3 separate regions of the Homo sapiens genome follow, and all the other regions are linked to region 1. Evidence: chromatin loops called from intact Hi-C (ENCODE). Cell type or tissue: ovary. All regions are shown on one strand. Each heading gives the region's core, and the rest is flanking DNA. Links, peaks and the distances in the headings are about the cores only.

Region 1 (10,526 bases), core at 2,285-7,284:
GACACCCCTATTTAAACTGCACAGAGGCCGGGTGCAAAGGCTCATGCCTGGAATCCCAGCACTTTGGGAGGCCGAGGTGGGTAGATTGCTTGAAGTCAGGAGTTCGAGACCAGACTGGCCAACATGGTGAAACCCCATCTGTACTAAAAATACAAAAATTAGCTGGTTGTTGTGGCACGTGCCTGTAATCCCAGCTACTTGGGAGGCTGAGGCAGGAGAATCGCTTGAACCTGGGAGATGGAGGTTGCAGTGAGCCAAGATCGCGCCACTGCACTCCAGCCTGGGCAACAGCAAAACTCCAGCTCAAAAATAAATAAGTAAATAAATAAATACATAAATAACTGCACGTGCACTTCCTAGACAGTCCCATCCTCACGTTCCGCTTTTTATTTTAGTCTGTTTCCCACAGTTTGTCTCACCCTCAGTCCCACGATGTTATTCACCCTTGTTCCTTGGGCTTATTGCTTATCATCGTCCTCCCCTCCAGAATGCAAGCCCCCTCCCTGCACAGGGAGGGCCTGCTGTACCCCCAGCCCACCCACCTCCTCTCCAGAAGGAGAACAAAAACGTGAGCTCGAGCCAGACTTGGCTTTCCTCCTGGGAATGTCTTTCATGAGAGGAAGGAGGAGATTCCTTCCAGATCAAAGCTGAATTTGTAAAAATAGATGAAACTGCTCATGATGAACACGTGATTTTTTTTGGCCAGGAGTGGTGGCTCATGCCTGAAATTGCAGCACTTTGGGAGGTCAAGGCAGGAGGATCGCTTGAGCCCAGAAATTTGAGAGTAACCTGGGCAACAGAGTGAGACACTGTCTCTACAAAAAATTTAAAAATTAGCTGGGCATTGGCCAGGAGCAGTGGCTCATGCCTGTAGTCCCAGCACTTTGGGAGGCTGAGGCGGGCAGATTACTTGAGGCCAGGTGTTCAAAACCAGCCTGGCCAACATGGTGAAACCCCGACTCTACTAAAAATACAAAATTAGGCTAGGCGCGGGCACAGTGGCTCATGCCTGTAATCCCAGCACTTTGAGAGGCTAAGATGGTCTGGATCACTTGAGGCCAGGAGTTCAAGACCAGGCTGGCCAAAATGGTGAAACCTGTCTCTACTAAAAATACAAAAAAATTATCGAGGCATGGTGGCGCACACCTGTGGTTCCAGCTACTTGGGAGGCTGAGGCATGAGAATTGCTTGAACCCGGGAGGCAGAGGTTACAGTGAGCTCAGATTTGCCATTATACTCCAACCTGGGCAACAGAGCAAGACTCTGCCTTAAAAACAAAAACAAAATTAGCCAGGTGTGGTGGCACACACCTGTAGTCCCAGCTACTCAGGAGACTGAGGTGGAAGTTGCAGTGAGCCAGAGGTGGAAGTTGCAGTGAGCCAAGATTGAGCCACTGCACTCCAGCCTGGGCAACACAGTGAGACGCTGCCTCTAAAACAAAAAATGCATTTTTGAGCCAGTCCTGTGCCTGGGATGCTGACGGCCCAGGGGAGGGGAGACGCCCAAGGTATTCTGCCAGCACCTGGTGTCTTGTGGAGTCACTGCTGCATCGTGGTATCTCTCAGCCCCCAATCTTCTGCAACTAACCTGCTCAGAGCCGCCCTCCTCCTCCTCCTCCTCCTCCAGCTCACCGATTCTTGGCTCATTCCTAGCTAGAGGCAACTAGCACATTCTCAGCTCCCTGCCCACTTCGATCCCGTTTTTCTGAAACACTTGCTGATTTGGAAAAGAGGACCCATTGTCACCCGTAAGGGTCAGCCTCAGCCCCGCAGGCTTCCTGCCCTGCCAAAGGAAAGGCAGAAAGAAAGACACACAAAGGGCATCTGTAGAGGAGAGTCCTGGGCAGGGCCTGGCGGAGTGCCTGGGATACTTCATCAGGGGTCCCGGAAACTTTCCAGGGCAGTGGAAAAGAAGAGGAGGTGAGAAGGGCATCCATCACCTGGGCAGGAGACCAACTACTAATAAAAGTCTAGAAGAAGACAAAAGATCATTTCATTTTTTCTTTTTTTTGAGACAGGGTCTCACTCTGTCACCCAGGCTGGAATACAGTGAACTCCCAGGCTCAAGTGATCCTCCTGCCTCACTGTCTCAGCCTCTCAAGTAGCTGGGACTATAGACATGCACCAGCACACCAGCTAATTTTTTTTTTGAGAAGGAGTCTCTCTGTCACCCAGGCTGGAGTGCAGTGGCGCGATCTCAGCTCACTGCAAGCTCCGCCTCCCGGGTTCACACCATTCTCCTACCTCAGCCTCCTGAGTAGCTGGGACTACAGGTGCCCACCACCACGCTCAGCTAATTTTTTGTATTTTTCATAGAGACAGAGTTTCACCGTGTTGGTCTCGATCTCCCGACCTCGTGATCTGCACACCTCGGCCTCCCAAAGTTCTGGGATTACAGGCGTGAGCCACCGCACCCGGCCCTAATTTTTTTTTTTTTTTTTTTTTGAGATGGAGTCTTGCTCTGTGGCCCAGGCTAGAGTACAATGGTGCAATCTCGGCTCACTGCAACCTCTGCCTCCTGGGTTCAAGTGATTCTCCTGCCTCAGCCTCCTCAGTAGCTGGGATTCTAGGCACCTGCCACCACGCCCAGCTAATTTTTGTATTTTTATTAGAAACGGGGTTTCACCATGTTGGCCAGGCTGGTCTTGAACTCCTGACCTCAGGTGATCTACCTGCCTCGGCCTCCCAAAGTGCTGGGATTACAGGCATGAGTCACCATGCCCAGCCTTAATTTTAATTTTTATTTATTTTTTTTGAGGTGCAGTCTTGCTCTGTCGCCCAGGCTGGAATGCAGTGGCGTAATCTTGGCTCACCGCAACCTCCATCTCTTGGGTTCAAGTGATTCTCCTGCTTCAGTCTCCCGAGTAGCTGGGACTACAGGTGTGTGCCACCACATCCAGCTAATTTTTGTTATTTTTGGTAGAGACAGGGTTTCACTGTGTTGGCCACACTGGTCTGGAACTCCTGACCTCAAGTGATCCACCCACCTCGGCCCCCCAAACTGCTGGGATTATGGGCATGAGCTACTGCACCCAGTCCAAAAAGAAGATTTCAGACCAATGGGAAGTCCCACAGCCATCTCCAGCAAGGACTCCACCTGAGGCAGAAGTGGGGTCTAGGGCGGGTGAGAACTGGTTACATTTCCAAGCAAAAAGAAAAGAGAAAACTAAAGGTCTTGACGCGAGAAGACACAACGGGAGTGGAGGGTGGGGATTAGGTGTCCAGATGGCCACAGCTGCAAGGTGCCTCCTGACTCAGAAATGGCTGCTGGGTAGACAGAATGGCCTACAAGATGGGTACACACCCTCCTACAATTTCAGCCCTGAAAACTCAGAGGGCAAATAGAAACACAGGGACTCACTCCAGCAAGCCTGCAGGATGAGCCCGGAAGTCTAAATTCAGAGCATTTCCTCTGGACCTATCTTACTGCCCCAGCCACTCCTCACATTGAATCTTTGCCTGTAGTTACTTGCACTTCTGCCTCTCTCCAGGAGGGCAGGATCCATGTCTGAGTCCTCAAGATGAACTCCCATGCTATACAGCACTCTGGTGCTAGGAGATGCTCGGTAAAAACATACTGAATGAGGCCGGGCGCGGTGGCTCACGCCTGTAATCCCAGCATTTTGGGAGTCCGAGGTGGGCGGATCACTTGAGGTCAAGAGTTCCAGACCAGCCTGGCCAACATGGTGAAACCCTGCCTCTACTAAAAGAACAAAAATTAGCTGGGCGTGGCGGCACGTGCCTATAATCCCAGCTACTCGGGAGACTGAGGTAGGAGAACCACTTGAACCTGGGAGGCAGAGGTTGCAGTGAGCCGAGATTGTGCCACTGCACTCCAACCTGGGCGACAGAGCAAGACCCTGTCTCAAAAATAAATAAATAAATAAAACTAAAATAACATACAGAATGAGTGACCGAGTGGATCAAAGAATGGGTTAATCTGTGGCCTTTTGCAGGCGTTTGCTTGTGGCCAGGAGGAAGCCCCTAGTTCCACATGTGCAGACTGGGAGGCAGGAACAAGGAGGAACTGGGCCAAGGTGTCAGAGGAAAGCCATTCTTTCGTAGGCTCTCCAGCCAGCCCAGCCTACTCATTTCTGAATTCTGGAAACCCCTGCCATTTAGGATATAATAAATCACTAGGAAAAGTTAGGTGAGTTATTTGCGTCACTGATTGTGAAATTCCACAGTCTTCCCTTCCCCTGGGGCAGCCCGGCCTTGGGTCTGTCCTCACCTTTTAGCTAAATTCCTCAAGTTTAAGCAGCCACCACAGGCCGTCCACCAGGGGGCAGGAGAGGGCCATGACCAAGGACACAGCAGCCCTGTCTGCAGCAGCCCTGTGCCCCCACAGGCCCTTAATCGGCTAAGCCTCGTTTCCTTATCTACAAAGGAGTAACAGGACCCGGCTCCTAACGGGGCAGTGGGAACCAATGCACGATCCGTGTAACACAGCGTGTTGCATGGTGTCTGGTGCACAGTAAGTGCCTGGTCCCCTCTGGCCCATCACTGGTTCTGTCCCCAGAGACGCAACCTGTCCCCTCGGGGGGCCAAACTCAATGCCAGGCCTTGCACCTGGGCACAGCGGCCATGCAGAGGGCCCTGAGCTCTAAGGGCAGCGCCTACCGCTCTGTTGATGTGCTTCCGGACCAGGAGGTACAGCAGAGGCAGCAGCACATATGCCAGCATCTCCCACAGCTTCCCCGTCAGCAGCATCCACAGGACATGGTCCTTGGCCTCCAGGTCGATCCAGCACCAGCCCACAGACACGTCCGAGGCGTCATAGCCAATCTTCTTCAGGGCGACGGCTGCCACAGTGATGACCAACGGGACCCCCCAGCTGAGGAAGGAGGAGAGAAAGAGGCATCGGGGTCAGGCCATGGCTCCCGGCAATGTCAGCCTTCGCAAAAATGACGGAGGACGCCCTTCAGAAAGGGGATGCTCTCCAGAGCCTGGATGGCACAGTGGCCCTGGAAAATAAGAAGGGGTAGGTGTTGCCCTGGGAGCCTGGCTCTACTTTAGAATTCTTCGGGGACTGGCATTAGAATGGAGTGACGTGGGACAGCCAGCTCCCAGCGTGTGCCCAGCTCCTTTTGCATACATGTGTGTACAGAGTTCGAGACCAGGCTGGCCAACATGGTGAAACCCTGTCTCTACCAGAAATACAAAAATTAGCTGGGCGTGGTGGTGCACACCTGTAATCTCAGCTACTTGGGAGGCTGAGGCAGGAGAATCATTTGAACCCAGGAGGTGGAGGTTGCAGTGAGCTGAGATTGTGCCATTGCGTTCCCGCCTGGGTGACAGAGTGAGACTCCATCTCAAAAAAAGAAAAAAGAAGAGTTTTGTATACATGTGTGTACAGAGCACAGGGCCAGGCAGGTGTGTGTTTGCTGCTGTCGTGACTGTTGTGAGTCACGTCCTGCTGTCCCAGGTTTCAGGCCTGTGGTGCAGACAGTGGTACTGCGTGAGGCCTGTCTGGTTTCTGTTCCAGGAAGCCTTGGGCACCAGCGTGCGAACACCTGTCCATGCTCGTGCAAATGTGCCACAAACAATCAGCGCCCCCTGGTCAGCCCTTGGGTCTAGGAGTGCACACACTGGGGGCTTAGGGTTGCCTGGGCAGGGAATTCCAGGGTTCTGCTTACCTTCGGCAGGCTCTAGGAGGGGGAACGTGGGCTTTGGGCAGTGTGTCCCTTTGGCCTTGAGGACTTCTTACACAATGGCGGGGAACAGAACCTGGCAAGGGTCAACGGGGACCTTTGAAAACATAAAGCTCAGGTAGGGGCCCCTCTAAGGGCAGTGTTGGGCTCAGTTTTCTTTTTTTGAGACGGAGTCTCGCTCTGTCACCCAGGCTGGAGTGCAGTGGCACAATCTCAGCTCATTGCAACCTCCACCTCCTGGGTTCAAGCGATTCTCCTGCCTCAGCCTCCTAAGTAGCTGAGATTACAGGCGTGCACCACCACGCCCGGCTAATTTTTGTATTTCTAGTAGAGACAGGGTTTCACCATGTTGGCCAGCCTGGTCTTGAACTCCCGACCTCAGGTGATCCACCTGCCTCAGCCTCCCAAAGTGCTGGGATTATAGGCCTGAGCCACCATGTCCAGCCCAGGCTCAGTTTTCTAGAGCGCTCTCCCACAGCCAGCCACACAGCCAGGAGTAGGCCCCTTCCCTGTGGTCCTTGAACCAGTCTGTTCCTTACATAGCAATGGAGCACACAAAGGCTATAGTGGCTCCTGAGAGAGGCAGGTAGTGGGGTAGTTAAGAGCTTGGATTTTAGTGTAGTGGGCTTGGATTTTAGTGCAGCGGGCTGGATCCAAGTCCCACTTCTGCCCCTGCTTGGGCAAGTTATTTAGCCTCAACATGCCAGGTTCTCTGCAAAGTGTGGATGACGACAGTGACTACAGGGTGTCATTGTCGGGTCGTTATGAGAACAAATACATGTGTGTACAGAGCACAGGGCCAGGCAGGTGTGTGAGTGTTTGCTGCTGTCGTGACTGTTGTGAGTCACGTCCTGCTGTCCCAGGGTTCAGGCCTGTGGTGCAGACACTGGTGCTGCGTGGGGCCCGTCTGGTTTCTGTCCTGGGAAGAAGACACAAGTACCCCTGTCCTAGGTCAGGTGCCTGGAGCGCAAAGCCTTAGGTAAACAGGAATGATACTATGATAACTGTGAGATCAGAGTTCAACATGAATCTGAGGCCAGAATGAGGCCAGGAGAACTGTGCTTCAAGGGTTTCTCCCAAATGCTGCAGGGCTGGCAGAGCAGGCCAGGCAGGGATGAGGATGGAAGGGAAAAGTCAGTTCCCTGGGACTGGGAAGGCCTCATGCAGGATGCTTCCAGAACAGAGGGGCCCTGGCCAACCATCCCCTCTGCAGCATTCTCCAGTCCCCACTGGCCTCTGTAGGGAAGGGCAGGAGGGCTGATGGCAGAGTCACATCACCCTCAGTGGCCTCGGTGGCAGGAGGCAGCATGTCCTGTTGGAAGTCACAAAGACACAGGAGCAAAAAGACCACAAAAGGCCAGGCGCGGTGGCTCATGCCTGTAATCCCAACACTTTGGGAGGCCAAGGTGGGCAGAACACTTGGGGTCAGGAGTTTGAGACCAGCCTGGCCAACATAGTGAAACCCCATCTCTACTAAAAGTACAAAAATTGGTGGGCGTGGTGGTGCATGCCTGTAATCCCAGCTACTTGGGAGCCTGAGGCAGGAGAATCGCTTGAACCTGGGAGGCAGAGGTTGCGGTGAGCCGAGATCACGCCACTGCACTCCAGCCTGGGTGACAGAGCAAGACCCTGTCTCAAAAAAAAAACCAAACACACACACACACACACACACACACACACACACACACACACACCACCCATAAAAGAAAGGGTTGTTTTAAAACTCATGACAGGCCAGGCGAGGTGGCTCACGCCCGAATCCCAGGACTTTTGGGACTTTGGGAGGCCAAGACAGGTGGACCACCTGAGGTCAGGAGTTCGAGACCAGCCTGGCCAACATGGTGAAACTCCGTCTCTACCAAAAATACAAAAATTAGCCAGGTGTGGTAGTGCGTCCCTGTAATCCCATCTTAGTGGGAGGCTGAGGCGGGAGAATCCCCTGAATCCAGGAGGTGGAGCTTGCAGTGAGCTGAGATTGCGCCACTGAACTCCAGCCTGGGTGACGAAGTGAGACTGTCTCAAAAAAAAAAAAAAAAAAAGTAATCGGCTCTTCAAGTGCCACCACGCCAATCCTCTAGTCATAATGTGCTGTTCCTCGTTACTTTACAGTTGCAGGATTCCGCTAAGGAATTCTGGGAAGGAGGTGAGCACTGTATGTAGGAACAGTCCCCCTGCAGGAGGCTGGTCTGGAGCTGGGGGTCACTCAAATAGGGGATTCCCCTCTGAGTTGGGCCTGGGAGGGTCACGGTCGGCACAGCACTCCTTTGGGCTCCCTCTGCATCCCGACGGGCCCTCATGGGAAACCGGGGGACCACACGGAACCGCACTCTGTAACTTTAGGGTTGCAGTACTAAAGCTACAAGGCGGTAGATTTCTTCTGTGATACTGAGTTTGTGCTGGGAAATAACCAAAGGGAAGGTCAAATAGGCAGAGGGTTTTGAAAGGGTTAAGAATGTGGGTTTAAATTAGCCAGGCGTGGCAGTACACACCTGTAATCCCAGCTACTCAGGAGGCTGAGGCAGGAGAATCATCTGAACCTGAGAGGCAGAGGTTGCAGTGAGCCAAGATTGTGCCACTGCACTTCAGCCTGGGTGACAGAGCGAGACTCCGTCTCAAAAAAAAAAAAAAAAAAAAAAGAATAAAAGAATATGGGCCTGATCAACAGGGAGGGGTTGTTTGAACACACAGAAGGAGCAGCTGTGTGAGGGCCAGAAGCTGCCAGAGGGTGGTATTTGAGAGAGAGGAGGTAAGAGGTAGAATCAGGGAGCCGGTGGAAATGGAGAGGGTGGAATGGTCCACTGATCCTGCAAAGCGGGCTGAGCCAGACTGACTCATGTACAGGCATGGACAGTGGTGTGTTGGGAACATTTCACAACTGGCTCTCCAGAAAAACATAGACGTGTGCATGTGTGCATGTATGCATGTTTACACACACACACATATAAATGTATAAATTTCACCTGCAGGATGTGAAGCATACAATTTATAAATAATAATAAAGTATACAATAATAATACTCCTTCTTTATTGTCCATTTCATGCAGCCAATTGATTCTCACAGAATGCTTTTGTTGATTTCAGCCAAACCCTGGATTTTGCCAACCTGTGGATGCAATCAGCAAATGAGAGCGCTCCGTGGCATGAAGTTAATTGATGCTTTCATTTCCCTTAACGGGATGAAAATGAAGTAAGGAAGACATAGAAAACAAGACATATGTTGGTTGCTCATGTCACTGGTTGGTGACATGAGCAACTTCTTTGCTGAATCAGGTACGAGTTTTCTTCCCCCCACACTGGGAGACTGTTTCCTCAATTTGTTTCTGCTCCATGATCCTGTCTCTTCTCCTTACCTCTTTTTTACATACTGGGTTTTCTGCCTGCCCCAACACAGCTGCCATCTCTTCTTAAGCTCAGAGATAAGTAACACTTAAGTTTAATCTATACCTTTAATGTCTTCTCCATTACTTTCTTAAGTCTAGATCAGGGGTCCAGCAAACTGTGGCTCTCAGGCCAAATCTGGCCCACAGTTTTTTTTTTTTTTTAGATAAAGTTTTATTGCAACACAGGCACACCTAGTCATTTACAGATTGTCTACCGCTGCTTTCAGGCAGAGTTGAGCAGTTACAACTGAGACTGCCTGGTCCACAAAGCTGAAAACACTTACTTTACAGGAAAACTTTGCTGATCTCTGCTCTACACAATCAACAAAGCAATAAATCAAGCCTTGATTTGTAGTCTTTGCCAACTTCCATGTGTAAATACTTCCACCATGGCCAATTTCCAGCCACCAACACATGTGGCTGGGAACAGATGCACATAGCACACCATTATATATATATTATATTATATATATATATAATATAATTATATATATTATATATATAATATAATTATATATATAATTATATATATATTACATATAATATAATTATATATATAATTATATATATATTATATATAATATAATTATATATAAATTATATATAAATTATATATATTATATTATATATAATATATATAAATTATATATAATTTATATATAATTATATATAAATTATATATATATATATTTTTTCACCACAGAGATATGATAGACACAACAACCTCAAGCATGTAAAGAGCAAAATAGCTATGACACGATGAGCTTTGAGTATTTATGGCTTTTTTTTTTTATTTTATTATTCCCAGCACTTTGAGAGGCCGAGGCGGGCGGATCATGAGGTCAGGAGTTTGAGACCAGCCTGACCAACATGGTGAAACCCCGTCTCTACTAAAAATACAAAAAAATTATCTGGGCATAGTGGCACGTGCCTGTAATCCCAGCTACTCAGGAGGCTAAGGCAGGAGAATTGATTGTTGATTGAACCGGGGAGGTGGCAGTGAGCCAAGATCGTGCCACTGCACTCCAGCCTGGGTGACAGAGGAAAAAAAAAAAAAAAGCATTATTATTTTAGAGACAGGGTCTTGCTCTGTTGCCCAGACTGGAGTGCAGTGGCATAGTCATGGCTCACTGCAGCCTCCAAATCTCGGACTCAAGTAATCCTCTCACCTCAACCTCCTGAGTAGGGGGTACTACAGACACATGCTACCATGCCCGGCTTATTTTTTGCTTTTTGTAGAGACAAAGGCTTGCTTTATTGCCCAGGCTGGTCTTGAACTCCTGGCTTCAAGTTATCTTCTCGCCCTGGCCTCTCAAAGTGCTGGGATTACAGACAAGAGCCGCCATGCCCAGTCTATTATTTTTCAAAATGGGATCTCACTATGTTTTCTCAAGTGATCCTCCCGTCTCAGCCTCCCAAGGAGCTAGGACTACAGGCAGGAGCCCCATGCCCAGCTCTGTTTTTAATATAATCTAGTTTTTAATACTGGTCGTATC
Region 2 (10,526 bases), core at 2,137-7,136, 190 kb before region 1:
TTCTTAGTGAGCTCATATTGTCTACCTTCTAAAGACCAAAGCGTCAGGACTGCAGAGCCCCATTCTGGCTTTGGCAAACACGTGGAGTGAGACTGGTTTCCACCTGAGAAATAACCCTTCTGGTTTCCCTCCGAGCATGCTCCTCTCCTGCGCGTTACCTACGTGGTAGGGAGATGGTGTTGCACACTGCAGAGGCTCACCCCATAGAGGGAGAACTTCCTAAACTGAGCTGAGTCCTGGTGTCCCGTGAAACACTCTACAGAGGGTGCCTGGGGGTGTCTTTCTCGGAAAAGACTCCCCCAGGTAGTGAGGAAGGCAGGACCTGGCAGAGGGAGAACCCAGTGTTGCTGGAACTGAGGCCGTTTCTGCAATGAAGCTCTGGTCCCAAATTGAGACATGAGGTCTGGGCCTTTGCATCTCTGTTTCTTTTCACTTTTAATTTTATTTTTTCTTTTTTTTGAGACGGAGTCTCACTCAGTCGCCCAGGCTGGAGTGCAGTGGTGTGATCTCGGCTCACTGCAACCTCCGCCGCCCGGGTTCAAGTGATTCTCCTGCCTCAGCCTCCCGAGTAGCTGGGATTGCAGGTGCGTGCCACCACGCCGGGCTAATTTTTGTATTTTTAATAGAGATGGGGTTTCACCATGTTGGTCAGGCTGGTCTCGAACTCTTGACCTCAGCTGATCCACCCACCTCGGCCTCCCAAAGTGCTGGGATTACAGGCGTGAGCCACTGCGCCCAGCTCTTTTTGCTTTTCGAAAGTATGGCTATTTGAAAATTAAAATGACATCCAGGGCTCACTGGATTTGCTCATACAAAGGCAGGGGCATCTAGACCACAGAGAGTAATCGGTGCTGGTTCAATGGCCTTGAACACTACTCATTTTATCAATGAAAAATCATTCTTAGCTCTCATTGTGCTAATTAACAAACCATCTGGTGTGGATTGGAGATAGAGCTAGAGTGGCTTTTGTTGAGTCTTTCAAATGTAGGTTCTAATCACCCCTGGAATTTCGCGCTCCCAATTCCGCAGCGCTGACTGCCCCTAGAAAGCAGGCTGAAGCTAAGTGACACGTACAGTTGGTGCTGAGGGTTTTTGAAGTAAATTACAGGCACGCTTTTCAAGCTCTGAGCTCTTGAGAAGACCACTGAGCTCAAAGTTAGTCCAACAAATAATGTTCATCATACACAGCATCTTCTGTTTAAGAAGGCAGGAAATTGGCCGGGTGCGGTGGCTCACACCTATAATCCTAGGACTTTGAGAGGCCGAGGCTGGCAGATCACTTGAAGTCAGCAGTTCGAGAGACCAGCCCACATGGCGAAACCCTATTTCTACTAAAAATACAAAAAATTAGCCAGGCATGATGGCGTGTGCCTATAGTCTCAGCTACTCGGGAGGCTGAGGTTGAGAATTGCTTGAACCCAGGAGGCGGATGTTGCAGTGAGCCCAGATCATGCCACTGCACTCCAGCCTGGGCGACAGAGCGAGACTGTATCAAAACAATCAAGCAAAAATGGTTGTTGTCAACACAGTGGGTAACATCTGAACCAAACAAGCCAGGAAATTGAGCACTTGGTTTTAGAAAACTTTTCATCCAAAAAGGGTTAACAGATTTATAATGTGAGTTTAAAGGGGTCATCTCGAGTTTTCAAGAACATTCATTTATGCCAAGCAGCTCCTTCTCCACTGATATCAAAGATATTTTACTGTAGAGGGCACCAAATACACCCCTTCATTATTTTCTCCTTTTAAAGAAAACAGGACAAATTAGTGACCTGGAAGGTTTGGATAAAAACACATCAGAGAAATCATTGTTTTGAGAGTTCTTTTCAGCTTAATTAATTCACATTGGCTGCTCAAATTCATTTTAGGTCTGGAGGCGATTTTCAAACAAAATGTTATGACAGAGATCATAACAAAGATTTGGAGCAAAGATTTCTGTTTGCTGAGCTGTCACTCAAGCTAAACAGATAGCAACAGGGAATCTTTAGGCAAATTAACTTTCCCCTGAATGGGTTCTTTTATCCTGTCCATCTGCATTCATTCCCATGGGTACTTCGAGACCGAGCTAACAAGTCAGATATACATAATAAAGAAAATTGCTCAAGGGAAAAAAAAATCAACTGTTCATTTGGGAAAATGTGGTGCTAGTCTAAATACAATTCTCTATTAATTTCAAGGGGTCTAAAAATCTATCACCAGTTCTTCAAAAAGTTAAACAGACTTATCCTGTGGCCCAGCAATTACATTCCTAGGTACGCACCCCGAAGAACTGAAAACAGATAGTCAAACAAATACTTGCACACAAATGTTCATCGCAGCACTATTCTCAATAGCCAAAAAGTGGAAATTACTCAAAATTCCATCAACAGATGAATGGAGAAACAAAATGTGGTATATACGTATACAACAGAATATCATCCAGCCGTGAAAACAAATTAACTACTGATGTGTGATACAACGTAGATGAACCTCAGAAACATGACCTTAAGTGTTAAAAGCCAGACATAAAGATCATGATTCCGCTTATGTGAAATATATGAATGATCCCCTTTATACGAAATATTCAGAATAGGTGAATTTATCAAGACAGAAAGCAGATCAGTGGTTGTCAAGGGATGGGGAGGGGGGAATGAGGAATGACCGCTAATGGGTACGGGGTTTTCTTTCGGGGTGATGAAAATGTTTTGGAACAAGATAGAGGGGCTGGTACGCAGCATCTGTGAAGGTACTAAATGCCACTGAAGTGTACTTTTTAAAAACGTTAATGTGGTGAGGTGCGGTGGCTCACGCCTGTAATCCCAGCATTTTGGGTGGCTGAGGTGAGTGGATCACCTGAGGTCAGGAGTTCGAGACCAGCCTGGCCAACATGGTGACACTCCGTCTCTACTAAAAATAGAAAAAAATTAGCCAAGTGTGGTGGCGGGTGCCTGTAATCCCAGCTACTCAGGAGGCTGAGACAGGAGAATCACTTGAACCCAGGAGGCAGAGGTCGCAGTGACCCGAGATCTTGCCATTGCACTCCAGCTTGGACAAGAGCGAAACTCTGTCTCAAAAAAAAAAAAAAAAGTTAATGTGTCCAGCACAGTGGCTCAAACCTGTAATCTCAGCATGTTGGGAGGCTGAGGCAGGAGGATCACTTGAGCCCAGGAGTTCGAACCAGCCTGGCGCACAGGATGAAACCCTGTCTCTACTAAAAATACAAAAATTAGCCGGGCATGGTGGCACGCGCCTGTAGTCCCAGCAACTTGGGAGGGTGAGGCAGGAGAATCACTTGAACCTGGGTGGTGGAGGCTGTGGTGAGCTGAGATTGCGCCACTGCACTCCAGCCTGGGTTACAGAAGGAGACTATGTATCAAAAAAAAAAAAAAAAAAAAAAAAAAAAAAAAAGTCCGGGCGCGGTGGCTCACGCTTGTAATCCCAGCGCTTTGGGAGGCCGAGGCGGGCAGATCACGAGGTCAGGAGTTTGAGATTATCCTGGCCAACATGGTGAAACCCTATCTGTACTAAAAACACAAAAATTAGCTGGGTGTGGTGGCTCGTGCCTGTAATCCCAGCTACTCGGGAGGCCAAGGCAGGAGAATTGCTTGAAACAGGGAGTTGGAGGTTGCAGTGAGCCGAGATCACACCACTGCACTCCAGCCTGGCGACAGACTGAGACTCTGTCTCAAGAAAAAAATATATAAAAAAAGTTGCTCGTGCCTGTAATCACAGCACTTTAGGAGGCCGAGACGGGAGGATTGTTTGAGCCCAGTAGTTCAAGATCAGCCTGGGCAACATAGCAAGACCCTGTCTCTATAAAATAGGAAAAAAAAGAGGTTAATGTTGTATTATATTACTTTAATTTTACCCCAATATGAGTTTGTAAACAAATCAAGTTCTCTGTAAACAAGTATTTGATGGTCTGGAAAATGGGATTGCCTCAATATCCAAACAGCCGTTTCTGGGCAGCTTCCTGACCATCCGGTAGGTTTCTTGGTCCAGCCCTGAGTCTCCTTGGCAATGCATCAGGGAGACACCAGGCTCATTCCTCTTTCCTCGTGGCTTCCATATCTTTCCATCCCTCAGCCCTCCGCAGAACCAGCTGTTTGCGGTCACACCGTGGATCTTGTATGAAGCAAAAACAAAAAAAACAGGGCCAGGCGCGGTGGCTCACGCCTGTAATCCCAGCACGTTGGGAGGCTGAGGTGGGCAGATCACTTGAGCTCAGGAATTCAAGACCAGCCTGACCAACATGGTGAAACCCCATCTCTACTAAAAATACAAACATTAGCCAGGCACGATGGCTCATGCCTGTAATTCCAGCACTTTGAGAGGCCAAGGTGGGTGGATCAAACTCCTGAGGTCAGGAGTTTGAGACCAGCCTGACCAACATGGTGAAACCCTGTCTCTACTAAAAATACAAAAATTAGCCGGGCATGGTGGTGTGCACCTGTAATCCCAGCTACTCGGGAGGCTGAGGCTGGAAGATGGCTTGAACCTGGGAGGCAGAGGTTGCAGTCAGCCAAGATTGTGCCACTGCACTCCAGCCTGGGTGACAGAGCGAGACTCTGCCTCAAATACAAAAACAAAAACATAACAAAAATTCTGCACAGTATTTTTCTGACCACTGGGTGTCATGAGCGTACAATAAATGCTTCAGCTGGAAAAACTGCATATTTACAGGACTGCCTTCAATATGGTGGTGGTTCTCCTGACTGCAGGGGATGCGGCAGCAAGTAATAAACCCTTCAAAAGTTGCTTTGTTTTTGCAAGCAAGACATTGAGAAGCAGAGAAAATGTAGACAGTTGAAGATAAACAAAAACACAGCACTGGCTGCTTCTTTGCGTTTTCCAGAATATTTCAGTGGAGCAGCTGTTACGGGAGGAATATAAAAATCTAAAGTAAGGCTGGGAGCAGTGGCTCACTACTGTAATCTCAACACTTTGGTAGGCTGAGGCAGGAGGATTGCTTGAGGTCAGGAGTTCAAGACTAGCCTGGGCAATATAGCAAGACTCTGTCTCTACCAAAGCCAGAAAAAAAAAATCTAAAATAAAGTATTCTTAGGGACACCTCTCAAGAATTGTAACTAAGAGGTGGGCAAGGTGGTTCCTGCCTGTTGTTTCAGCTACTGAGTTTCAGGCTGCAGCGTGCTGGGATAGCACTTGTGAATAGCCACTGCTCTCCAGTCTCGGCAACATAGCAAGACCCTGTCTTTAAAAAAAAAAAACAGTTCTGAAAGAAAAATGAGCAACCTTGAACCCTTTGGCCTCAGACAGTACAGGGCTTGCTCACCTAGAAAGTTAAAATAAAGAAAGTGGGCCGGACATGGTGGCTCACGCCTGTAATCCCAGCACTTTGGGAGGCCGAGGCGGGTGGATCACCTGAGGTCAGGAGTTTGGACCAGCCTGACCAACATGGTGAAACCCCATCTCTACTAAAAATACAAAATTAGCCAGGCATGGTGGCACGTGCTTGTAATCCCAGCTACTCAGGAGGCTGAGACCAGAGAATTGTTTGAACACGGGAGGTGAAGGTTGCAGTGAGCCGAAATTGTGCCACTGCACTCCAGCCTGGGCATCAAGAGCGAAACTCCTCAAAAAAAAAAAAATAAATAAATAAAATTAAAAAAGCAAGCAAGCAAGTGGTTGCTTATTGTCACTATTTATATCCCAATGACTGGTCTTTTAATTTTACTAGAGAGCAACTTCCTTGTCAATTGCCCTGAACAGAGTTGATCTCACTTCAGAGCAGTATGATTATGAATTTTCAGCTCTACCAAGTTTTGGCATCAGCATTTCCTCATTGATAAAAGTACTCTTGATTTCTTCTCTCAGCTGGGGTAGCTCAGAGAGGCCTGAATGTGCAAACCAGTACCTTTATTTATTCTTCTTGGCTGTGGAAAATCGTCCATTATAGGAATATTGTTAACATTTTTTTTGGGGTGGTGGGGGTCGGAGTCTTGCTCTGTTGTCCAGGCTGGAGTTCAGCGGCATGATCTCGGCTCTCTGCAACCTCCGCCTCCCAGGTTCAAGTGATTCTCCTGCCTCAAGCTCCTGAGTAGCTGGGATTACAGGTGTCTGCCACCATGCCCAGTTAATTTTTGTATTTTTAGTGGAGACGGGGTTTCACCATGTTGGCCAGGCTGGTCTCGAACTCCTGACCTCAAATGATCTACCCACCTCAGCCTCCCAAAGTGCTGGGATTACAGGTGTGAGCCACCGTGCCCGGCAACGTTTTTTTATATAATGTTTTTTTGAGATGGAGTCTTGTTCTATCGCCCAGGCTGGGGTACAGTGGTGCAATCTTGATTCACTGCAACCTCTGCCTTCAGGGTTCAAGTGATTCTTGTGCCTCAGCCTCCTGAGTAGCTGGGATTACAGGCATATGCCACCATGCCCAGCTAATTTTTGTATTTTTAGTAGAGATGAGGTTTTGCCATGTTGGCCAGGCTGGTCTCGAACTCCTGGCCTCAAGTGATCTGCCTGCCTTGGCCTCCCAAAGTGCTGGGATTACAGGTGTGAGCCACAGTGCCCTGTCAACTTTTTTTTTTTTTTTAAGTTAAGAATGAAGGTCAACAAATTAAGTTGGAAGTAAACCGGGGCTCTTGATAGGTTAAATCTAACACATCCAAGGACACCAGGGTCATTTATACCAACAGGGTCTGTCTACAAGTTATAAGGTTTTAATGTGTTTTATTTTAGAGATGGGGTCTCGCTAAGTTGCCCAGGCTGTATTTGAACTCCTGGGTTCAAGGAATGCTCCTGCCTCAGCCTCCCAAATAGCTGGGACTATAGGTGTGTGCCACTGGGCCCAGCTTAATTGTTCTTAAAAGCCTATCTATGTTCATGAAGGTCAAAGTGTTGAAATCTGGCCATGCAGGGTGGCTCACGTCTGTAATCCTAGCACTTTTGGAGGCTAAGGCGGGCAGATCACTTGAGGCCAGGAGTTTGAGACCAGCCTGGCCAACATGGCAAAACCTCATCTCTACTAAAAATACAAAAATTTAGCTGGGCATCATGGCATGCCCCTGTAATCCCATCTGCTTGGGAGGCTAAAGCAGGAGAATCACTTGAACCTGGGAGGGGGAGGTTGCAGTGAGCTGAGATCATGCCACTGTTCTCCAGCCTGGGTGACAGAGTGAGACTCTGTCTCAAAAAACAAAAAACAGGCTGGGCGTGGTGGCTCACGCCTGTAATCCCAGTACTTTGGGAGGCCAAGGTGGGCCAATCACCTGAGGTCAGTGGTAGAGACCAAGTTACCCCTCCCTTCCCCCATAAGCCTCACAAACAGCTCTTGTAACTCCTCTGTGAGGCTGCTAAACCACTATAACTTCCTCCTCAGACTGCCCCCATTACCCGTCTTCTTTGTTCTATTCCAGTGATTGTTTTTGCAAAATTCCAAAACAGACCCAGGCAAACAGACCCAGGATATAGTCCCACCTGGAAAATCCCCAAGCCTCACCCCCTATATCAATCCCCTGCTTTGCTAGCTCGGGGCTGCCTCCTCTGACTATAAAGGAACAGCCCGGCAGGTTAACAAACTTGCTGGCCTGACTTTGGGTCTACTTGTCTTATCTCTCGGCAACCCTTACATTTTAGTGCCGAAACCCGGGAAGGGGATAGGCTCTGGCTGGACATCCTTAAGGGACTCTCCCTCTCTCTCTCTCTCTGTCTACTCCCCATCGCCATCACCCCTTCTCCCAGCTGTCCTCCCCTTCCCAAACCTGCCAAAGACCCGAAGAATCTCCTAGACTCTACCATTGCTGGCGACTGCATCCACCATCAGGGCCTCCACAGGGGTCAGTAAGAGAGACCCTTACCATTTACCTGGAATCCTTGACCGACTCTTTCTTGCCCGAAAGACCCAGCGCTGGGTCAAGGGCTTCCTCCAGCCTCCAGGCCTTTAGTTCCTCCATCTCGGGGATGCCTGATTCGGGGGTTACCTCCCTTCTCCTGGCACGATCGGCAGGACAGGGGATGCCTTCTCCTGCCGTTCTTGTCATCGGCAGTCTCTTCTTCCTCTACCCTCTCCTTCCCTTCACCATGGGAGCCTCTCAGTCTACCCTTTCCAAGATTACCCCCTTCAGGTGTCTCCTGCGCAATCTCAATGCTCTCTGCCTCTGTTCAGAGGTCCGTCCTAAGAGGCTTATCTTTTACTGTAACACTACATAGCCTCAATATAAATTAGACAGTGGTTCCCAATGGCCCGAAAACGGCACTTTCGATTTCAGTGTACTCAGGGACTTAGATAACTTTTGCCATCGCAATGGAAACTGGTCTGAGATTCCTCATGTCCAGGATTTTTTCACCCTCTGTTGCCATCCTTCTCTTTGCCAGTCCTGTTCAACCTTCCAAATCCTCCCTGCCTGCTCCAAGCCTGACTCGTCTTCTGCTTCCCTCCCATCAGCTCCAACCGACGACTCCTCTTCTTTTGACCCTGCTGACTTTTCCATTCCCCAACCGCGCCCTAATCCTCCTCCCCATCACCCCGACCCTCCACCGTATGCCCCTGCTCCAGCTCTGTCCCCTTCTCCTCCTCTCTCAAACCACCTGGCTTCAGACTGTAAGTCCTCCCTGTCTCCACTTCTTACCTGCTCCCGGACCCGGGATGCCCTTCCTTACTCCCGCTCCGAGAGGTCGCAAGAGCTGAAGGAATTGTCCATGTCCATGTTCGTTTCTCTCTTACTGATCTTTCCCAAATCAAAAAGCATCTTGGGTCCTTCTCCTCTGATCCCAATACTTACATCAAAGAATTTAAATATCTCAGCCAGTCTTATAAACTTACTTAGCATGATCTCTATATTATTCTCTTCTCTACCCTCTTTCTGGAAGAGAAGGAAAGAGTGTGGCTCTCGGCCCAGGCACATGCCAATGACCTCCATCAGGAAGATCCTACTAAGCCAGTAGGGGCTGCAGCAGTCCCCCAGGAAGAGCCTTCCTGGGAATAGCAACCCACAGACCCCAGCCGAGCGTCCTGAAACCATATGGTTACTTGCCTCATTGTAGGCCTTAACAAAGCTGCTCACAAAGCTGTAAACTTTAAAAAAACTCAAAGAAATTTCCCAAAGAGCAGATGAAAACCCTGCTGAGTTTCTTTCCCACCTTACAGAGGTTCCCCAAAAATATACCTGTGTTGATCCTACCTCCTGTAAAATGACTATTGTCCTCAATACTCATTTTATTTCCCAATCAGCCCCAGACATTTGGCGCAAACTTAAAAAGGTCGAGGATAGCCCTCAAACCCCACAGCAAGACCTCCTTAACCTGGCTTTCAAAGTCTTTATAACAGGGTTGAGCAAAATAAATTAAATAAAGCCCAAAGAGATTGTGCTAAATACCAGCTTCTAGCAGCGGCTATCTGTCAGCCTAGGCATAGTACCGAAGGGCACAAAAGATCTGATAGCAGCATCCCTCGCAGGCCTTGTTTCAAGTGCAGCAAGGAAGGCCACTGGGCGGGGGCATGTCCTAATTCACGAGTACCAAAGAGCCCTTGCCCGGTTTGTCAACAGATAGGTCACTGGAAATCTGATTGTCCCCTCAACAGTCAGACAAACCTGTCCCTCCAGACCTCCACCTCTTCAGCAACACAAAGGGCGAAGAGCCGCTTGCACTCTTGCAGCTCCTTGGCCTGGCCACTAAAGATTGACAAGGCCCAGGGCCCCCGGCCCCATCTGCCATCACTGCATCAGAGCCCAGGGTAACTCTACTAGTGGCAGGTAAGCCAATCTCTTTTTTAATTGATACCAGGGCCACCTACTTGGCTTTGCCTGAATTTTCAGGACCCACTCATCCCTTCCAGGTCTCAGTTGTAGGGGTTGATGGACTTATTTCTCGTCCACGTGTCACCAGGCCTCTCACCTGTTCCCTGTTTGAAACTGTCTTCTCACACTCTTTCCTTATCATGCCTTGCTGCCCAATCCCTATTTTAGGACGAGATCTTTTAGTCAAATTCAAAGCGTCTATCACTTCCTCCAGTCTCCCTCCACCGGAGTCTCTCCTGCTTCTCGCGCTACTTCAGCCCCTGACCCCTCTCCCCAGTACCCACTTCCCGCCTCCCTTGTTGATCCAATTATGTATGACACCACCACCCCTTCCTTAGCCACTCACCATGACCCCATCAAAATTTGGCTCAAAGACCCTTCCAAATTTCCCAATGTCCCCCAGTACCCTATTTCTCTGACTCACCAAAGAGGCCTACAGACCATCATAAACAAGCTCCATGCATGTGGTCTTCTTAGACCAACACGTTCCCCATATAACACCCCCATTCTCCGTTAAAAAATCAGATGGCTCATACTGACTTGTCCAGGAACTCTGAGCCGTCAATCAAGCTGTCCTCCCTATTCATCCCATAGACCCCAACCCATATACGCTTCTCTTTCTCATCCCTCTGACACAACCCATTACACTGCTATTGACCCAAAGGATGCCTTGCTCTTTCGCCAGGCTGGAGTACAGTGGTGTGATCTCAGTTCACTGCAACCTCTGCCTCCTGGGTTCAAGTGATTCTCCTGCTTCAGCCTCCTGAGTAGCTGGGACTACAGGTG
Region 3 (10,526 bases), core at 3,530-8,529, 180 kb before region 1:
ACACAGCGAGACCCTGTTTCTTAAAAAAAAAAAAAAAGAAGAAGAAGCCTATTCATGTTCATGAGTGTGGGAATATTGAAATCCCAGGCCCAATCCATTAACAGACCATAACAGGTCTACCTTCAATATATTTTCTAAGTGATGTTTAGAAAATATACACTGAAACAGTGTATATGTGAGGATGTATCACTTAGGAATGCTTTCAGATGCAAGTAACAGAACATCCAATTACCAGTGACCCAATAAAAGAGGAGTGGCTGGGCATGGTAGCTCATGCCTGTAATCCCAGCCCTTTGGGAGGCTGAGGCAGGTTGATCACGAGGTCAGGAGTTCAAGACCACCCTGGCCAAGATGGTGAAACACCGTCTGTACTAAAAATACAAAAATTAGCCGGGCATGGTGGTGCGTGCCTGTAGTCCCAGCTACTCGGGAGGCTGAGACAGAGAACTGCTTGAACCCAGGAGACGGAGGTTGCAGTGAGCCTAGATCACACCACTGCACTCCAGCCTGGGTGACAGAGCAAGACTTTGTCTCAAAAAAAAAAAAAAAAAAAGAAAGAAAGAGGAGTAATTTTTCTTGGAAAACAAGACATCTGGTGGCAATTGCTGGCACTGCCTCAGGTGCCCTATGGAGCTTTTGAGGACCCAGGCTCTTCTTCTCTTCTGCTCCACTGTCGTCAGCATGCTGGCTTTTTATCTTCATGGCTGCAAGATAGCTGCCACAGCTCCAGGCATCAGACCTAATTTTAGGACCAAAGAAGGGAGGTGAAGCAATGCTGTCACGCTCCCCTGCTCTCCTCTGGCCTGTTTTTTGTTTTTCTTTTTTCGAGACAGGGTCTGGTTCTGTTGCCCAGGCTAGACTGCAGTGGCGCGATCATAGTTTACTGTAGCCTCTACCTCCTGGGCTCAAGTGATCCTCCTATCTCAGCCTCCCCAGTAGCTGGGACCACAGGTGTATGCCACCACATCTGGTTAATTTTTTTTTTTTTTTTAGACAGAGTCTTGCTCTGTCACCCAGGCTGGAGTACAGTGGTGTGATCTCAGCCCACTGAAACCTCCACTTCCTGGTTCCACCTTAGCCTCCTGAGTAGCTGGGACTACAGGCACATGCCACCACACCTGGCTAATTTTTGTATTTTTAGTAGAGATGGGGTTTTACCATGTTGCCCAGGCTGGTCTCGAACTCCTGACCTCAAGTGATCAACCAGCCTTGGCCTCCCAAAGTGATGGGACTACAGGCGTGAGCCACTGCAGCTGGCATGCCTGGCTAATTTTTTACATTTTTTATAGAGATGGAGTCTCACTTTGTTGCCCAGGCTGGTCTCAAACTCCTAGCCTCAAGTGTTCCTCCTGCCTCAGCCTCCCAAAGTGCTGGGATTACAAGTATAAACCACCGTGCCCAGTTGCCTATTTTTATAAGAAAGCAAAACCTTGCCCAAAAGTGTCTCCAGGGCCCTGTATGTCTCATTAGCTAAAAGTGAGTGACATGTCTGCCCTTAGCCACAAGAGGGGCTGGGAAGGGGGCAAGGGAAGGGGATTGGTGTCTGCCACAGTTGAGTAAATGGAAGAGATTGATCAATAAAAGATGACACTTACATAAGGGACCAAAAAAGCCCAGCAAATATGGTCTGAAAACTACAAAAGTCTTGGGAAGATCATTCAGCCATTTATTCATTCATTCCTTCTATTCAATCCTGTTAGGATTTTTACATCTGAGTTCATGAATGGCACTGGCTTATAATTATTTTTCATGCTGTTCTTGTTAGATTTGGGTGCCAAAGATATATGAGCCTCACAAAATGAGTTGGAGAGAGTTTTCTGTTTTTGGCAAACTTTTCCTGTAAAGGGCCAGATGGTAAACATGTTGGGTTTTCCAGGCCCTGTGTCTCTGTTGTGACTGCTTGGCGCAGCCGTTAGAGTGTGAGAGTAGCCACAGACGATACGTAAAAGCCAAATTGGGCCCACAAGCTGTGGTTTACCTAGCCCTGTCTAAGCTATGTTTTATGTAATTTTGGAAATGTTTGTTTCTTCAATGTTTGGGAAAACTTGCCCATAATATGTTATGGGCTTGTTTTTGATTCATGAGAATAGTTTTCTACCGTTGGTTTGATTTCTTTAATAAATACAGAATTATTCTGATTGTCTCCTCTTAAACATTGTTAAGTTATATTCTTGTAGGAATTTGTCTATTTGATCTACATTCTCAAATTAACGGACAAAGAACTTTTCATTATTAACTTTTTTTTTAATCACAGTAAAATATACACAACATAACATTTACCATCCTAACCTTTTTTTTTTTTTTTTGAGATGGAATCTCGCTCTTGTCTCCAAGGCTGGAATGCAATGGCGCCATCTCGGCTCACTGCAACCTCCGCCTCCCGGGTTTAAGCAATTCTCCTGCTTCAGCCTCCTGAGTAGCTGGGATTCCAGGCACCCGCCACCACACCCGGCTAAGTTTTGTAAATTTAGTAGAGGTGGGGTTTTACCATGTTGGCCAGGCTGGTCTCAAACTCCTGACCTCAGGTGATCTGCCCACCTCGGCCTCCCAAAGTGCTGGGATTACAGGCGGGAGCCTCTGCACGCGTCCCGTCCTAATCTTCTAATCATTTTGAGGTGTACAGTTCAGTTATGCATGTTCACATTGTGGTGCAACCAATCTCCAGAACTCTTCATCTTGTAAAACTAAACATGTAAGCCACTTTTTTTTTTTTTTTTTGAGACCAAGTCTCACTCTGTCGCCCAGGCTGGCGTGCAATGGCATGATCTCAGCTCACTGCAACCAATGCCTTCCTGGTTCAAGCGATTCTTCTGTCTCAGCCTCCCATGCAGCTGGGATTATAGGTGCGCACCACCACACCTGGCTAATTTTTTGTATTTTTAGTAGAGACGGGGTTTCACCATGTTGGCCAGGCTGGTCTCAAACTTCTGACCTCAAATGATCCATCTGCCTTGGCCTCCAAAAGTCCTGGGATGACAAATGTGAGCCACTGCACCTGGCCTTAAGCCACTTTTAAGTGTACAATTTGATGGCATTAAGTCCAGTCACACTGTTGTGCAATCATCACTGCTATCTATTTCTAGAACTTTTTCATCATCCCAATCTGAAACCCCGTATCCATCAAAAAATAACTCCCCATTCCCCTCTGTCTCCAGCCCCTGTTAACCACTATTCTACTTCCTGCCTCTATGAATATATCCATTCCAGTTACCTCATATAAGTGGAATTATATAACATCTGTTCTTTTGTGCCTGGCTTATTTCACTTAGTGTAATATTTCCAGCGTTCATCTTCATCACAGCATGCACCTCTCAGAATCCCATTAGATAAAGTGCATGACATGTCTACCTTTAGCCACAGAGGGGCTGGGAAGTCGGTGGCCACTTTATTTTTTATTTTATTTTATGTTTATGTATTTATTTTTTTGAGATGGAGTCTCCCTCTGTCCCCCAGGCTGGAGTGCAATGGCATGATCTCGGCTCACTGCAACCTCCACCTCCCAAGTTCAAGTGATTCTCTTGCCTCAGCCTCCCAAGTAGCTGGGATTATAGGCACCCGCCACCATGCCCAATGAATTTTTTGTATGTTTAGTAGAGATGGGGTTTCACCATGTTGGCCAGGCTGGCCTTGAACTCCTGACCTCAGGTAATTCACCTGCCTCGGCCTCCCAAAGTGCTGGGATTACAGGCATGAGCCACCGTACCTGGCCCTATTTTATTTTATTTTATTTTATTTTGTTTTATTTTATTTTATTTATTTTGAGACAGAGTCTTGCTCTGTTGCCTAGGCTGTAGTGCAGTGGTGCCATCTTGGCTCACTGTGCCATCTTGGCTCACTGTGACCTCTGCCTCCCAGGTTCAAGCGATTCACCTGCCTCAGCCTGCTGAGTAGCTGAAACTACAGGCATGTGCCACTGTGCTGGGCTAATTTTTGTATTTTCAGTAAAGAAGGGGTTTTACCATGTTAGCCAGGCTGATCTTGAACTCCTGACCTCAGGTGATCCACCAGCCTCGGCCTCCCAAAGTGCTGGGATCACAGGTGTGAGCTACCGCGTCTGACCTCATTTAATTTTTTTAATTTTTAAAATTGAGGTGGGATCTCACTATGTTGCCTAGGCTGGCCTCGAACTCCTGGGCTCAAGCGATCCTCCTGCTACTGCCTCCATTTGAGATGATTTTGTGAACTGTACATTTATAATTTGTGCAATTTTCAGTAGATAAAACTTAAAACGTTAATAATTGGCCAGGTATGGTGGCTCACACCTGTAATCCCAGCATCACCAGAAGAAAGTTATACCCCGAAATAACTGTTACACCCCTGAGTAACTTGTCTCCTGGGTCAAAATCATGCCCAGCTCTCCTGGAGGCCCCCTTCCAATCATTTCTAACACTATAGGTCAGCTTTGTCCATTTTGGAACTTTATAAAAATAGAATCAGATTCTATACTTCTTCTATGATTGGCTTTTTTCATCAACATATTCTAAGATTCATCCATGTTGTTGCCTATAGCTGTAGCTAATTCATTCTGTTGTATGAACGTAGCACCATTTATTTATCCATTATGCTATTAGTGGCTATTTGGGTTGTTTCCAATTTGGGGGTATAATGAGTAGGGTTTTTATGAACATTCCTTTTTTTTTTTTGAGATGGGCTGTGTTGCCCACGCTGGAGTACAGTGGCATGATCTTGGCTTACTGCAACCTCTTCCTCCTGGACTCAAGTGATCCTCCAGCCCCAGCCTCTGGAGTAGCTGGGACTACAGGCACGTGCCATCACACCTGGCTAATTTTTGTATTTTTTGTAGAAATGAGGTTTTGCCATGTGGCCCGGGCTGGTCTCAAACTCCTGGACTTAAGTGATCTGCCTGCCTCAGCCTCCCAAAGTGCTGGGATTACAGGTGAGAGCCACCATGCTCGGCCATGAGCGTTCTTATACATGTCTGTTGGCACCCAAATGTACAGATTCCTGTTGGGTATATACCTATGAGCAGAACTGTTAGGTCATAGGATTTGGATATATCAACTTTAGTAGATAGTGTTTTCCGAAGTAGCTGAACCTGTTTCCTGCACCCTCACTAGCAATGTATGAGAGTTCGCATTGCTTTGAAATCTTGCTAACATTTGGTATTGTCAGTGTATTAGTCCATTTGCACACTGCTAATAAAGACATACCCGAGACTGGGTAATTTATACACGAAAGAGCTTTAATGGACTCACAGTTCCACCTGGCTGCGGTGGTCTCACAATCATGGTGGAAGGCAAGGAAGAGAAAGTCATGTTTTACATGGATGGCAGCAGGCAAAGAGAGTTTGTGCAAAGAACACCCTCTTATAAAACCGTCAGATCTTGTGAGACTTATTCACTCTCAAGAGAAAGAGCACGGGAAAGACCCTCCTCCATGATCAATTACCTTCCACTGGGTCCCTCCCACAACACATGGGAATTGTGGGAGCTACAATTCAAGATGAAATTTGGGTGGGGACACAGCCAAACCATATCAGTTAGCCTTTTAAATTTTTGCCAGCAGGGTGAGGGTGACTTTGCAGTGGTATCACTATGGTTTTAATTTTCATTTCTCTTGTCACTAAAGAGGTTGAACCTCTTCAGATGTTAATTGGCCATCTGGAAATCCTCTTTTGAAAGGTACCATGAGTCTTGGCCTATTTGAATATGAGCTGGATTTTTTCTCATTTATTTGTAAGTGTTCTTTATATATTCTGGATATGGGTCATTTGTTGGTTACATGTACTGAAAATATCTTCTCCTACTATGGGGCTTGGCATCTCACTTGGTATGACATGTTTGGATGAACTAAAGTTTTTAGTTTTTCTTTTTTGGGGGTAGAGATGTGGTCTTGCTATGTTGTCCAGGCTGATCTTGAGCTCCCGGCCTTAAGTGATCTACCTTGGCCTCCCAAAGTGCTGGGTACAGGTGAGAGCTACCATGCCCCTCGAGTTTTTAACTTTTGTGTTGCTCAGATTATCTCTCTCTCTCTCTTTTCTTTCTTTTTTTTTTTTTTAGATGGAGTCTTGCTCTGTCACCCAGGCTGGAGAGCAGTGGCTCGATCTCGGCTCACTGCAAGCTCCACCTCCAGGGTTCACGCCATTCTTCTGCCTTAGCCTCCCAAGTAGCTGGGACTACAGGCACCTGCCACCACGCCTGGCTAATTTTTTATATTTTTAGTAGAGATGGGGTTTCACCGTGTTAGCCAGGATGGTCTCGATTTCCTGACCTTATGATCCACCTGCCTCGGCCTCCCAAAGTGCTGGGATTACAGGCATGAGCCACCATGCCCGGCCTATAATCTCTTTTTTTTAATATTCTGTTTAAGAAATTCTTTTTTGTTTTTTTGAGACAGAGTCTCACTCTGTCACCCGGGCTGGAGTACAATGGCATGATTTCAGCTCACTGCAACCTCTGCCTCCTGGGTTCAAGCAATTCTCCTGTCTCAGCCTCCCAAGTAGCACAGATTATAGGCGTGCACCACCACACCCCGCTAATTTTTGTAGTTTTAGTAGAGATGGGGTTTTGCCATGTTGGCCAGCCTGATCTCAAACTCCTGACTGCAGGTGATCTGCCTGCCTTGGCCTCCTAAAGCTCTGGGATTACAGGCGTGAGCCACCACACCCAGCCCTGTTTAAGAAATTCTTTTTTTTTTTTTTTTTGAGACGGAGTCTCGCTCTGTCGCCCAGGATGGAGTGCAGTGGCACAATCTCAGCTCACTGCAACCTCCGCCTCCTGGGTTCAAGCGATTCTCCTGCCTCAGCCTCCAAGTAGCTGGGACTACAGGTGCGTGCCACCACACCCAGCTAATTTTTTGTATTTGTAGTAAACCACAGTGTTAGCTAGGATGGTCTCGATCTCCTGACCTTGTGATCTGCCCGCCTCGGCCTCCCAAAGTGTGCTGGGATTACAAGCATGAGCCACTGTGCTCGACCAAGAAATTCTTAAAAAAAAAAAAAAAAAAAAAAAAGAAATTCTAGTAGCACAGAGACTGAAGAAAAAAATTCTTGCCAATTCCCTCGTTTATTCAGGTATTGAATTTCTCTCAGTAATCTTTGGCCAGGTGTGGTGGCTCACACCTGTAATTTCACACTTTGGGAAGATGAGACAAGGCAGATCACTCGAGCTCAGGAGTTCCAGACCAGTCTGGGTAACATGACAAAAACCCATCTGTACAAAAAGTGCAAAAAAAATTAGCTGGGTGTGGTGATGCATGACTATAATCCCAGCTTCTCAGGAGGCTGAGGCAGGAGGATTGCTTGAGCCCAGGAAGTAGAGGCTACAGTGAGCTGAGATCATGCCACTGTATTCCAGCCTGGGCAACAGAGTGAGACCCTGTCTAAAATAGTAATAATCTTTTATTAGAGTTATTCATGGGTGTCTGATATTTTCTGATGACATTGTAAAGTGGTAGAAGTTTTTAAAGAGAAACTTAATTTTAGTATAGTTTTAGATTTACAGAAAAGTTACAAAGACCATGCAGAGTTCTTGTAATGGTATAATTTTTAAAATCAAAAAAACTTTACATTTCATTTTCTAATTGTTGCTGTTTTGCAGAAATACAATTGTATTTTGTATATTGACTTTTTTTTTTTTGAAACAGAGTCTCTCTCCCTATTACATCTCTTTTATTTTTAGATCAATATGTGAAAGTTTGCTGGGTGCAGTGGCTCATGCCTGTAATCCCAGCACTTTGGGAGACCAAGGCAGGATGATCACTTGATCTCAGGAGTTTGGAACCAGACTGGGTAGCATGGTGAGACCCCATTTCTACAAAAAATTAAAAATTAGTTGGGGATGGTGGTGCAAACCTGTAGTTCCAGCTACTTGGGAGGCTGAGGCAGAAGGATCACTTGAACTTGAGATTTTGAGGCTGCAGTGAGCTTTGATCATACCACTGCACTCCAGCCTGTGTGACAGAGTAAGACTCTAAGAAAAAAAAGTATGGGGCCAGGTACAGTGGCTCACACCTGTAATCCCAGCACTTTGGGAGGCTGAGGCGGGTGGATAACGAGGTCAGGAGTTCGAGACCAGCCTCGCAAACATAGTGAAAGCCTGTCTCTACTAAAAATACAAAAAATTAGCCAGGCGTGGTGGCGAGTGCCTGTAATCCCAGTTATTTGGGAGGCTGAGGCAGGAGAATCGCTTGAACCCAGGAGGTGGAGGTTGCAGTGAGCCAAGATCGCGCCACTGCACTCCAGCCCTGGTGACAGTGTGAGGCTCTGTCTCAAAAATAAATAAATAAATAAATAAATAAATAGAAGAAAAAAATATGATAGAAGTTTGTGTGGACACTAAGTAAAAGACTGCATATTTTTTTTTTCTTTTCTTTTCTTTTTCGAGATGGAGTCTCACTCTGTTGCCCAGGCTGGAGTGCAGTGGTGTGATCTTGGCTCACTGCAACCTCTCCCTCCCAGGTTCCAGTGATTCTACTGCCTTAGCCTCCTGAGTAGCCGGGATTACAGACATGCGCCTGGCTAATTTTTTTATTTTCAGTGGAGATGGGGTTTCACCACTTTGGCCAGGCTAGTCTCGAACTCCTGACCTCAGGTGATTTGTCCGCCTCAGCCTCCCAAAGTGCTGGGATTACAGGCCTGAGCCACTGCGCCCGGCCACAAGACTGTATATTTCTGATGTGGAGCTTCCCTCTTCATGCCAAACTGTGATTCAGCCAAAAGTTGACTCTTGTATCTTGGGTGAGGGAGGCCACATTCAAGGAGTGCTGGTCTGAGCACGGTCTTTTTTTTTTTTGAGACAGGGTCTCACTCTGGTGCCCAGGCTGGAGTGCAGTCACGTGATCTCAGCTCACTGCAACCTCCGCCTCCTGGGCTCAAGCGATTGTCCCACCTCAGCCCCACAAGTAGCTGGGACTACAGGTGCAAACGACCACAACTGGCTTGTTTTGTTTGTTTGTTTGTTTGTTTGTTTTTGAGACGGAGTCTTGCTCTGTTACCCAGGCTAGAGTGCAGTGGCATGATGTTGGCTTACTGCAACCTCCACTCCTGGGTTCAAGTGATTCTTCTGCCTCAGCCTCCCGAGTAGATGGGACTACAGGCATGTGCCGCCAGGCCCAGCTAATTTTTGTATTTTTAGTAGAGACAGGGTTTCACCATATTGGCCAGGATGGTCTCGAACTCCTGATCTCATGATCTGCCTGCCTCGGCCTCTCAGAGTGCTGAGATTACAGGTGTGAGCCACCGTGCCCAGCTCCACCTGGCTAATTTTTGTATTTTTTGTAGAGATGGGTTTTTACCATGTTGCCCAGGCTGGTCTTTAACTCCTGAGCTCAAGTGATCCACCAGCCTCAGACTCCCAAAGTGGTAGGATTACAGGCGTGAGCCAGCGAGCCCGGCTCACACTGGGTGTTTGACCCTGCTTCTCTCTTTACTGTTTTGCAGGTTACCAGGACTTTTCCAGTCTAGTCAGCTGACTCTAGTCATATCACTGTGACCATTAAGAGCTCAGAAAAAATGTCCTGGCAATAGTACATTCTTTGGACAGGCTAGCCCTTGTTCATTTGGCTCCTCTATGACTCTTCATTCCTGGTATATTTCATGACATTGCTGAGTTATTACTCCGTTCTCTGAAGTCTAAATCCAATTTTCAGCAACTCATGGTTTAATTTATCTTGGTAATTCCCAATATCTTTGTGGTAGGCTGAATAATGACCCCCCCCAAAATGTCCACATCCTAATCCCCTGGAACCTGTGTATGTTACATTACACGGCAAAGGGGACTTGCATATGTGACTAAGTCTCATCTCATCATCCTGGATTATCTGGGTAGACCCTAAATGTAATCACAAGGACCGTAATATGAGGGAGGTCAAGAAGATCAAAGGAGGAAGTGAGGGAGGGGGCAGTTAGCAGCTGGTTAGGCAGATAGAGAGGGAGGGTCTCTGGAGAAGGACAGAGTGGGACAATGTTCACAGAAACAACTGAAGAACAGCTAAAGGGAAGAAATGTGGTTAAGAATTTCCCCTTGTGCCAGGATGTTGCTCAAAAGTGACTGTCCCAACCAAGGCGCAGGTGCAATAAATCAACCTAAATGTCCTTCACTTGACCCAGCTCATTATAATGTCATTAACATAACATTAGCATTGTGGTTTTAGCCCCCTGGTGGGTTTTGTTTAGGCACTCATGGATAATAACCAAGATGGAGTCACTCTGGCCAACCCCAGGCGTATACAGATGCAACACTCCTAGGAGGGAATTTTACCCTCCCATTTGAGCAAAGCCCACAAAAGACTTCCTGGCTTCTGCGGCATAAAAGACACAGAACTCAGCCCTGTTTCTGGCAACTTGCTTTTGTTGCAATAAACTGAGGAATGGAGAGACCAATATGAGAGAAACAGGAGGATTGTTTATTTTCGGTATGCACTGGCTCAGTGGACTCACATCCAAAAAGCTGAGCATTGAACAAAGACAGAGTGGGGTTTTTATAAGTGGCCTTACAGAAGCAAAACAAAAGCAGTTAATCATACAGTGACAGGTCACGTAATCTATAGCATAACATAATTTGTGA

What was found. A loop is a pair of places that touch in the nucleus more often than their neighbours do. Peaks named below come from ENCODE experiments on the same cell type or tissue, not always from the same donor. Only the 100,000 strongest peaks of a DNase experiment are listed, where the experiment ranks them.
Region 2: it touches region 1 in a loop (6-fold over the local background); 75 of 110 quality-filtered maps call a loop at or near these places.
Region 3: a loop joins it to region 1, with 2.7 times the contacts of the local background. A loop is called at or near these places in 22 of 110 quality-filtered maps.

The regions. Positions count from the first base shown.
Region 1 is chr1:9,106,657-9,117,182 of GRCh38, forward strand. It overlaps GPR157 (G protein-coupled receptor 157), which reads right to left. Exons shown (of 4, transcript NM_024980.5): 2 at 4,620-4,833. Among named protein-coding and RNA genes, the nearest start is that of GPR157, 17 kb to the right of the region's middle. RefSeq lists an enhancer at 4,033-4,082 and a silencer at 8,980-9,180. In ovary, for the core only: a CTCF peak has its summit at 4,271 (motif pointing right); a DNase peak (open chromatin) is centred at 4,275; H3K27ac peaks cover 411 bases.
Region 2 is chr1:8,913,660-8,924,185 of GRCh38, forward strand. The region is part of intron 1 of LINC03153 (long intergenic non-protein coding RNA 3153); the gene reads right to left. Among named protein-coding and RNA genes, the nearest start is that of LINC03153, 8.0 kb to the right of the region's middle. In ovary, for the core only: a CTCF peak has its summit at 4,627; no DNase peak of the experiment used is centred there.
Region 3 is chr1:8,928,440-8,938,965 of GRCh38, forward strand. No RefSeq gene overlaps it. Among named protein-coding and RNA genes, the nearest start is that of LINC03153, 6.8 kb to the left of the region's middle. In ovary, for the core only: no CTCF peak of the experiment used is centred there; no DNase peak of the experiment used is centred there.